Linked DNA regions of Homo sapiens: region 1 is linked to region 2. A link is an interaction called in ENCODE POLR2A ChIA-PET data of the cell type or tissue named here. Cell type or tissue: OCI-LY7. All regions are shown on one strand. Region 1 holds the start of LOC124901106 (a long non-coding RNA gene). Region 2 overlaps NDST1 (N-deacetylase and N-sulfotransferase 1).

The links. ChIA-PET counts read pairs that join two places held together with the same protein. Peaks named below come from ENCODE experiments on the same cell type or tissue, not always from the same donor. Only the 100,000 strongest peaks of a DNase experiment are listed, where the experiment ranks them.
Region 1: POLR2A ChIA-PET joins it to region 2 with 6 read pairs; 5 of 35 experiments call an interaction of 5 or more read pairs at or near these places.

What each region holds. Positions count from the first base shown.
Region 1 is chr5:150,417,329-150,422,328 of GRCh38, forward strand. It overlaps LOC124901106 (a long non-coding RNA gene), which reads left to right and starts at 4,731. Exons shown (of 2, transcript XR_007058994.1): 1 at 4,731-4,878. In OCI-LY7, no CTCF peak of the experiment used is centred here; a DNase peak (open chromatin) is centred at 2,423; H3K4me3 peaks cover 775 bases; H3K27ac peaks cover 857 bases.
Region 2 is chr5:150,510,565-150,515,564 of GRCh38, forward strand. All of the region lies in intron 1 of NDST1 (N-deacetylase and N-sulfotransferase 1), which reads left to right. Among named protein-coding and RNA genes, the nearest start is that of NDST1, 4.9 kb to the left of the region's middle. RefSeq lists enhancers at 1-124, 1,426-2,079 and a silencer at 1,043-1,337. In OCI-LY7, a CTCF peak has its summit at 3,019; a DNase peak (open chromatin) is centred at 4,567.

The DNA of each region.
Region 1 (5,000 bases), 93 kb before region 2:
TTGTCCCACTAAACTCCAGTCTGGGTGACAGAGCGAGCCCCTGTCTCAATAAATAATACATTTTAAACATTAAAAATAAATAAATTTCTTTCTGAGGGGCCTGGAGGAGGTCATGCCCACAGGCCAGAGCTAACATTCCTTTTTTCTGACCCCAGATTTTTAGACAAACGTTCGTGTCCTTAACCAATGACAAATGAGAAAATCTTTAAATCCACCCATGACCTGTGGACCCCCACTTCAAGATGTCCCACCTTTTTAGGTCAAACCAATATATAACCTTCATGTATTGATTTAGAATTTTGCCTATAACTTCTGCTTTCCTCAGATTTACCCCTGCCTTTAAAATCCTAGCTTATGGCTGGGGGCAGTGGCTCACGCCTGTAATCCCAGCACTTTGGGAGGCCGAGGCGGGCGGATCACGAGGTCAGGAGATCGAGACCATCCTGGCTAACACGGCAAAACCCCATCTCTACTAAAAAAATACAAAAAATTAACCGGGCGTGGTGGTAGGCGCCTGTAGTCCCAGATACTCTGGAGGCTGAGGCAGGAGAATGGCGTGAACCCGGGAGGCGGAGCTTGCAGTGAGCCAAGATCACGCCACTGCACTCCAGCCTGGGTGACAGAGCGAGACTCTGTCTCAAAAAAAAAAAAAAAAAAAAAAAAATCCTTGCTTATAAGCCACTCATTGGAGATGGGTTTCTTTGTTTCGTTTTGTTTTTTGAGACAGGGTCTCACTCTGTCCCCCTTGAAGAAGTGCAGTGATGCAATCATGGCTCACTGCAGCCTGAACTTCCCAGGCTCAAGGGATCCTCCCACCTCAGCCTCCGAGTAGCTGGGGATACAGGTACACACCACCACACTCAGCTAATTTTTCTGTAGAGACCATGTGTCTCACTATATTGCCCAGGCTGGTCTCAAACTCCTGGACTCAAGTGATCCTCCTGCCTTGGCCCCACAGTGTGCTGGGATTATAGGCATGAGCTGTTGCACCCAACCAAGGTCAGCTCTTAAGCATGAGATGCCCAATTCTTTTACTTGGTCGTCTACAAATAAATACCCTCTTTTATTCCACTACAAACCTCGATATAAATATTTGGCCTTATGATGCCATGTGAGCAGAACCTCGCTAGGTTCAATAACAGCTGGAAAAAGGATATTGAATGTTCCCAACACAAAGAAATGATAAAAGTTTGAGATGATGGATATTACCCCCACCAAAAAAAAAAAAAGTGAAACTGTACTGTTCAAATATTTATTTATTTATTTATTTAATTAAGACAGAGTCTTGCTCTGTCACCCAGGCTGGAGTGCAGTGATGTGATCTCGGCTCACTGCAGCCTCCACCTCCCAGGTTCGAGCGATTCTCATGCTTAAGCCTCCTGAGTAGCTGGGACTACAGCTGTGCGCCACCATGCCTGGCTAATTTTTTTGTATTTTTAGTAGAGATGGGGTTTCACCACATTGGCCAGGCTGGTCTCGAACTCCTGACCTCAAGTGATCCACCCGCCTTGGCCTCCCAAAGTGCTGGGATTACAGGCGTGAGCCACTGTGCCCAGCTCAAATATTTATTAAGCTATTTTCTGTGTAGTCAAGACAAATGGTATCCTATATCCACACAAAAATTTGCCCACAAATGAATGTTCATAGGGCCATTATTCATAATATCAAAAAAGTAGAAACAACCCAAATATTCAACTGATGAATAGGTAAACAAAATGTGGTGTATCCATACAATGAAATAGTACTCTGTCATAAAGAGGAATGAATACTCAATAAAACTGTTACTTTAAAAAATAATGAAGTACTGATTCATACCACGACATAGATGACCCTTGAAAACATTATGCTAAGTGAAAAAAGCCAGACACAAAAGGCCATACATTGTATGATTCCATTTATGAGAAGTGCCCAAAATAGGCAAATCCACAGAGACAAAATATAGATTAGGGGTTGCTGGGGGGCTGTGGGGAAGAAAGGAGGGGGAGTGGTTGCTAACAGGTATGGGGCTCCCTTTTGGGTAATGAAAATATTCTAGAATAGATATGATGGTTGCACAACTTTGTGGATGTACAAAAAACCATTGAATTTTATACAGTTTTTAAAGGGTGAATGTTATGGTACATGAATTAGGTCTTATTTTTTGAAGATTGTAATGATGGATAGAGCACACATTTACTTTTGCTTCCTCTCTCACTTTGCTTTTGTCACTAAAATGACCATAGGTTGTTTTAAGTGTAAATCTACAAGAACAAAGAGAACAGGAGATGAGAAAACAATAGAATTTGAGAAGCAGGAAAGCAGGTGAGCAAGTGTTAAGTCCCTTAGTAGACCCCAAAAAAACTGCATCCTAAACCTGCGGCTAGAAAAGCTGAGAAGCCACGTAGTTAGGTGGCAGAACAGACTCAGGAACTGGTGTGTCGGGTACCTGGGTGGTGAGTAGAGGTGGGACTAAAAAGAGGAAGGTAGTTTGGAAGTCTGTTTCTGAGGCAGTGAGATACCCACGCCCTCTCCCTCCCCGAGGGCCACCCGTCCCCCTCCTTGAGGGACAATTGCAAGTGTCTTTCCCAGACAAATAAAGAACGTGAGCCTGGTACTGAAGCTGAGAGGCCCAGTGTTCTCCCCTACCCACAGTGTGAAAGCCAGGCCTTCACCCAAGCCACAGCCTGGAGGAAGCTTCTCTGTGGAGCATGACCATCCCAGGAAAAAAAGGCCTCAGGACTCTGACACTGGGAATTTCCTGATGAAACAACTCAACCAGAATACCCTATAGGAAGCCCTTGGTGGATAAGTCCTACTCATGGGTCACAGCTGTCTTAGACAATCAGGTTTTTTAGATAATCCAGAATCCTGGGACATCTAAAGAAAGCCTTTAACATAAAAGAGAGTGAACAAAACAACCACACAGAAAAAAAAAAAAAAGCACTATGGAGGAAATGAACTGTCATTAATAGCCCTAGGGAGAAAAAGGAGGATACTGCACCCATGAAACAAGAATAGGATGCTATAAAAGTATAAGTAGTATAGAAGAACAAAGCATAGCTCTTGAAGATTTAAAATATGAGGGCAGATATTAAACAGTCAATAGATGGAAGATAAAGTGTTTTTTTAAAATCTCCCAAAGTGTGGACCACAAAGATAAATTTAAAAATCAGACAGAAAAGATAAGAGAATTAAACACCAGTCCAGGAGGCCCAACAGCCAAATACCAAGTTCCAGAAATAGAGAACAGAAAATATAGAGGGGAAGAAATCATCAGTGAAATAAGTCAATACATTTTCCAGAACTCAAGGACATAAATTTCCAAACTGAAGAGGCCCAGTGAGCACTGAGGACAAGGTGTGAAAGCAATTTCACAGCAAGGGATGCTGTTGTGAAGTTTCAGCAAAATAAGAACAAAGAGAAGATTCTGCAAATTTCCAGAAAGGAAAAATCAAGACAGATACAAAGGATTAGGAATCAGAAGATTAGGAATCAGAATGACTTTAGAGTTCTTTCTTTTTTTCTCTCTCTCTTTCTTTCTTTTTTTGAGATGGAGTCTTGCTCTGTACCCAAGGCTGGAATACAGTGGCGCAATCTCAGCTCACTGCAACCTCTGCCTCCCATGTTCAGGTGATTCTCCTGCCTCAGCCTCCCAAGTAGCTGGGATTACAGGCACCCACCACCACCACTGGCGAAGTTTTGTATTTTTTTTTTTAGTAGAGATGGGGTTTCACAATGTTGGCCAGGCTGGTCTCAAACTCCTGACTTCAGATGATCCACCTGCCTTGGCCTCCCAAAGTGCTGGGATTACAGGCGTGAGCAACCATGCCCAGCTGAAAAAGTTTTAAATTGGGTAGGCGGTTTGGGGACGGAGATGGAAAAAAAAATTTTTTTTAAGTTTGAAACTGATGTAAAGAGGATGGTGAAGATCTGCTACTCATTTTACAGCAAATCTTGTAGAACTATTTGATTCTTGTTTGCTTGTTTGAGGCGGAGTCTCACTCTATAGCGCAGGCTGGAGTGCAGTGGAGCGATCTCGGCTCACTGCAGCCTCTGCCTCCTGGGTTGAAGTGATTCTCCTGCCTCAGCCTCCTTAGTAGCTGGGACTACAGGCTCGTGCTACCATGCCAGGCTAATTTTTTTGTGTTTATAATAGAGACAGGGTTTCACCATGTTGACCAGGCTGGTCTTGAACTCCTGACCTCAGGTGATCTGCCCGCCTCAGCCTCCCAATGTGCTGGGATTACAGGCGTGAGCTACTGCACCCGGCCTGATTCTTTAGACTATGTGAATTTACAACTTCAATACAAGGTAAAACTAAATTTATAGTTTTTTTTGTTTTGGGGTGTGTGTGTGTGTGTGTGTGTGTGTGTGTGTGTGTGACGGAGTCTCACTGTGTCACCAGGCTGGAGTGCAGTGGCGTGATCTCAGCTCCCTGCAACCTCTGCCTCCTGAGTTCAAGCGATTCTCTTGCCTCAGCCTCCTGAGTAGGTGGGATTACAGGTGCCTACCACCATGCCCGGCTAATTTTTGTATTTTCATAGAGACGGGGTTTCACGATGTTGGTCAGGCTGGTCTCCAACTCCTGACCTCAAATGACCTGCCCACCTCGGCCTCTCAAAGTGCTGCGATTATAGGCGTGAGCCACCGCGCCCAGCCTAAATTTAAAATAAAGGGAATAATGCATCACAGTCACTAGATTCTAAACCAATGGTGATAGAATGGCAGTCCGAACTCTTTTCTCTGTGCAGCAGTTTCAGGACACAGCTGAGGGAAATCCCACGGTCATCCTGCCCGTGCCCTTGGAGGTTAGAGACTGATGCCAGCCAAGAGGGAGGGTCCCAAGACTGAGTTTCCCAGAGGGCGTGGACAATGGCTCCCTGCATCTTTCCTTACAGGGTAAGAAGTCCCAGTTTCTCACTTGTCACACAGGCTCCACCGCCCAGGGAAGGAGCCTTGTCCCACCTACCCCTGACCACAGGAGGAGGGAGACAGAGTAACAGGAAGCAGTGGAGCTTGGA
Region 2 (5,000 bases):
CCACCCCCAGGCTGTCTGGTATGTTTGCTCGGTAAGCCCTTTTTTTCAGAGCTGGTACAAAGGTAAACTCGCAACTCAGGCCCTGTTGGAAGAAGGACACATTCTCAACAAGTGAGGTCTAAGTTCCTGAGGTTTTCTGTTGGGCCTTCCCTGCCAGGGAACCCAGAACAGATTCACAAGTTGAGAACCAGGGAGTGAACCAGTAGTGCTTAATGCTTTGTTTCCTTGTTGATTGACGGATGATCTGTGAGCTACTTCCAAGAAAGATCACTAGAGGCTGCTTGTGATACTAAAACACATATAAAATGGATGAAAACAAACACAGACAGAAAACTATTGAAAAGGAATGGAGAAAGGGATGTGCAGGGCATCTGGCAAATGTTAGCTGTCTTAGGTGATCACAGAGGGGCTGCGGAGATGGGGGATGAGGGGCCCAGGCTCTGGAGCCCAGCAGCTGTGTGCTGAAGTTCCCATTCACCCCCTTATTAGCTCTGTGGGCTGCAGCAAGTGACTGGCCTCTTTGGACCTCAGTTTCTCATCCGTATAATGGGGGGAATCTAGGTCATGGTGCTGTGGTAAGGTTGAAATAATGGCATGTAACGCAGACATGGCATGTCTCATAAATGGAAGTTAATGTTATTAATGCATTTAGCTTGGAGATGCCGCGTAGCAGATTCACAGAGGGGAAGGTAATTGGCAAGGGCACAAGGCTCTTGAGTACCTGCTGTGGGTAGGAGATGGCTTGTGCCTTGGAAAGCTTTCAGTGAAGTTGGGAGCCCCATGTTCTAGTTGCAAGAACAACTGATACCTGGTGTTGCGTGGTGGGATGTGGAGCAGGGGAGCTCAATCAGGACTTTAGAAATCCAGAGCAGGCTTGTTCACCTCCCTGCTGAGGCTGGCATTGGAGGAGGAGGGACAGGGTTTTAATGGACAAGAAAATGGACCAAGGTAAATGAGAGTGGGGCACACCAGACGGCACAAGCCAGGAGGTCCTTTCCTCTCTCTGGGTCTCAGTGTCCCCAGGGGCTTACTGCAGGGTAGACTGTGCTCTCTGTGGCCCTGCGACTCTGAGCCAGACCTCCAACAGTCTCTTTCCCGGTGGTGGTGGTCCTGGACTCTGGGGTGACTGACAGGCGGCAGCTTGGCTCCTGGCCAGGCAGCACTGTGGGGGTGATGGGGGATGGGGCATGTAGCAGATTCCAGCAGAGGAAGGGATTTGCTTCTGGTCTCGGCCTCCCAGGGATGTAATCACGCTGGAGAAACTCCCGCACAGCTGGGAAGCAAATGTGGAGGATTTTCCTTGCTGAGCTGGATGTGGTGGGTGGGGCAGGCTGTGGTAGGGTGGCTGGTGGAGCTGGGAAGCTGTGGGGTGTGGCTGGGTGGGGGTGATGATGTGACTGTGCTGGGGGTGTGACTGGCTGGGAGGGGCTGGATCAGCTATGGGGAGTGGCCCTGGGTGCATGTGGGGCTACCTGTTCCCCAGGCCTGCAGCCACTGCTACGCCCTCCCCTGCTCAGGTCCCTGCCCAAGTCCAGGTACCCACCCATTCACATCCTTCTGAGGTTGCTGGCAGAGCTCTTTCTGCACTGACCTCCTCTCAGCCCCCACCCCATGTGCATGTGGCCCAGATGCCTATGATGATGCCATTTGAGCCTGTCATGTGCATGTGAATGTGGTGTGTGTGTTGGGGGGGCAGGGAGCAGTGTGTGGTCCACAGAGGGCATTGTCAAGAGTGACCTAGGCTGGAAATAAAATGTGGGCTGGGTGAGCATTCAAGGCCCTGGGCACCTTCCCCCATTCACTGCAGCCATGTCGTACCAGAGACATAAAACCTTGGGTTCCAGAGACCTCTAGAAACCCTTGTGGAAAGGTCATGGTCGCCACTGCATTTTCAGTGCCTAGTGGCATGCTTGGCACCTAGTGGTGCTCAGTAAATACAGGATGAGGAAACAGGTCGTTTGCTTGTTCCGCACTCCCAGAAAGATCTCGAACCTCCTTCCTGGATCCCATTCTCTTGCTCCTTCCCTCTGGCGTCAGCCTGGCCTCCCTTCCTCTCTCTTTCTCAATTCACTACTAATTTGATATGTGGCCTTGGGCCAGTTCCTTCCTGAGCCTCACTTTCCAAATCTGTTACTGAGTAATCATTTTATTAGCTTATATTACCATGTGCCAGGCACTGAGCTCAGTGTTTTACATGCCTCATCTCTCTTTGTCTTGGTAGCTGCCCTGCAAGATAGATAAGTAGTATAAACCCCATTTTAGATTTAGTGAAACTGAGGTTCAGAGAGGTTGAGAGATTTGCTCAAAGGTCATGAGGCTGGTAAATAATGGAGCCAACATTCAAGCCCCAGCTGGGAGCCACTGCACCCGGGAATTACCTGTAATCCCAGCACTTTGGGAAGCCAAGGCAGGAGGATTGCTTGAGACCAGGAGTTCAAGACCAGCCTAGGCAACATAGGGATACCTTGTCTGTATTAAAAAATTAGCTGGGCATGGTGGCACACACCTGTGGTCCTAGCTGCTTGGGAGACTGAGGTAGGAGGATCACTTGAGCGTGGGAAGTTGAGGCTGCAGTAAGTGTGATTGTGCCCCTGCACTCCAGCCTGGGCAACAGAGAAAGACACTGTCTCAAAAAATGAAAATATGCTGGGCACAGTGGCTCACGTCTATAATCCCAGCACTTTGGGAGGCCGAGGCAGGTGGATCACTTGAGGTCAGGAGTTCGAGACCAGCCTGGGCAACATGGCGAAACCCCGTCTCTACTAAAAATACAAAAATTAGCTGGGCATGGTGGCAGGTGCCTGTAATCCCCACTACTCAGGAGGCTGAGGCTCGAAAATCGCTCGAAGCTTGAACCCAGGAGGGGAAGGCTGGAGTGATCCTGGGCAACAGAGCAAGACTCTTAAAAAAAGAAAGAAAAGATTCAAAGATTCAAGCTCAGGCAGGCTAGCTCCAGTCTCGGCCTTTAACTGTTATGCTAGCTGTCACCACTAGAGTGAAATAGAAGGGTGTGCACAGCCCTTCTAAGGAGGCCTGCTGGCGCACAGTAGGCATGGTGTACATGTGAGTTGGGTTACTGGGCACAATTCACCATGAAAGGCATGGCTTGCTCAGTCTCCATACCTGCTTTTATGGAGCTCTTGGTCTCATTCCTGGAGCCCACCCATTCATCACAGGCCCAAGCCGGACCCCCTTCCCTGGTCCCAGTCTCTGGACAGCTTGCTCCTGTAAGAAGGCCCTTGTACCTCTGCCCCTTTTCTCTTATGGGTCCGGGGCAGCATTTTCAGGTGGGGATGTTAGATAGAGTGACTTCAACTCCAGAGCAGTGGCCACGGTTACCGTGGTATTTCCCGAAAGTGCAGCGTTGCCATGGCGTCTCCATGACGACCAGAGCATCTCATTCATTATCCTCAGCACCTTGGCAGGGAAAGCTGGGACTAGGGCTAGGGGAGTGCAGTGGGAGCCTGGCTGAGGGCTGTGGGCCACTGGCCTTTGTGGCTGAGGTTCCCCTCATGCCCCTGCCTACCCCAAGCCAAGGTTCCTCTGCAGGCTCTGGAGTTATCTCCCACCCATGGGTTCTGGGTTCACATTTCAGCTCTGCCACTGAACAGTTGTGTGATGTTGGGCAAGTGACAACCTCTCTGAGCCTTATTTTACTCAACTGTAAATGTGGATAACAATATTAGTTGTAAGGATTACATGAAATGAGGTATAAAAAGTGCTGGCTGGGCGTGGTGGCTCACGCCTGTAATCCTAGCACTTTGGGAAGCCGAAGTGGGTGGATCATCGGAGGTCAGGAGTTCAAGACCAGCCTGGCCAACATGGCAAAACCGCATATCTACAAAAATTAGCCGGGAATGATGGTGGGTGCTTGTAATCCCAGCTACTCGGGAGGCTGAGGTGGGAAAATTGCTTGAACCTGGGAGGCGGAGGTTGCAGTGAGCCAAGATAGTGCCATTGCACTCCAGCCTGGGTGACAGAGTGAGACTCCGTCTCAAAAAAAAAAAAAAAAAAAAAAGTGCTTAGCACAGTGCCAGGCTCATAGTATGGCAGTATTCATAATGATGATAATTATAATGTTGTTGGTGTTATTTTTATTGTAGGAACCCTTGGGTTTCAGGGAGGAATGAAAGACCAAACTCAAAGTCAGGAAGGAAACCCATTTGAGTCAAGATTTGGTGGTTTCCATGTGACTGTGGCAAGTCACTTCACCTTGAAGTCTTTGTCTCCTTATCTGTAAATTGGAAATAATAACAGCTGCTCATTCATTCATATCCTGAGTATTCAATAAGGACCTGACCCTGGGAAAAGTGGGAGCTTCCACGATGAATCAGACTTGGTTCCTGCCCTTGAGTGGCACCCGGGCACTGGGGGAGGAGGAAGAAAGGACACTGTTTTGTGCTGAGGGCTGTGTGTGCCGGGTGCTGGTGAGGGCCTGTGCAGAGGTCAGTAAGCCCTGGTCCTGCCCCACAGATCTGCAGGCTACAGGAGGTAGAGCCATGTGCAGGAATGCCCCCAGTTTACTCTGCACAGACCACATGCTCAGGTGCACCCAGGGGCTGGGCAGGAAGCCAGATGAAGGAAAGAGGTTGGCTGTGAGACTGTACATAGAGATGCTGATGGTGTTAACTGCAGGATACACAGCCCATTTGAGGCTGGCACTCTAAGTGCCTCAGCTGATGGTGGCAGGTGAGGATGTGTGCCCAGTGTCACCAGAACTTGCCCTCTTTAGAGACAAGTTAGAAGTTCTGACTTTTATATAAAATCTCCTGATTTAAAAATGTTGCTAACGAATCCCAAATTAAAGAAAAATACTGTGCAAGCCAAAGAGCACAGTCTGCATTTTGTTTGGGCTCCAGGGTCCTGGTTTTCAGCCTCTGCACCGTGGAGTGGGGATGAGGCGGGAGCCTGAGGAATGAGACTTAGGAGTGGGAGAGGGGGCAGTGGTTGGTGATGACTTCAGAGGGGTCATGACTTTGGAACCTGGATCTTGAAAGATG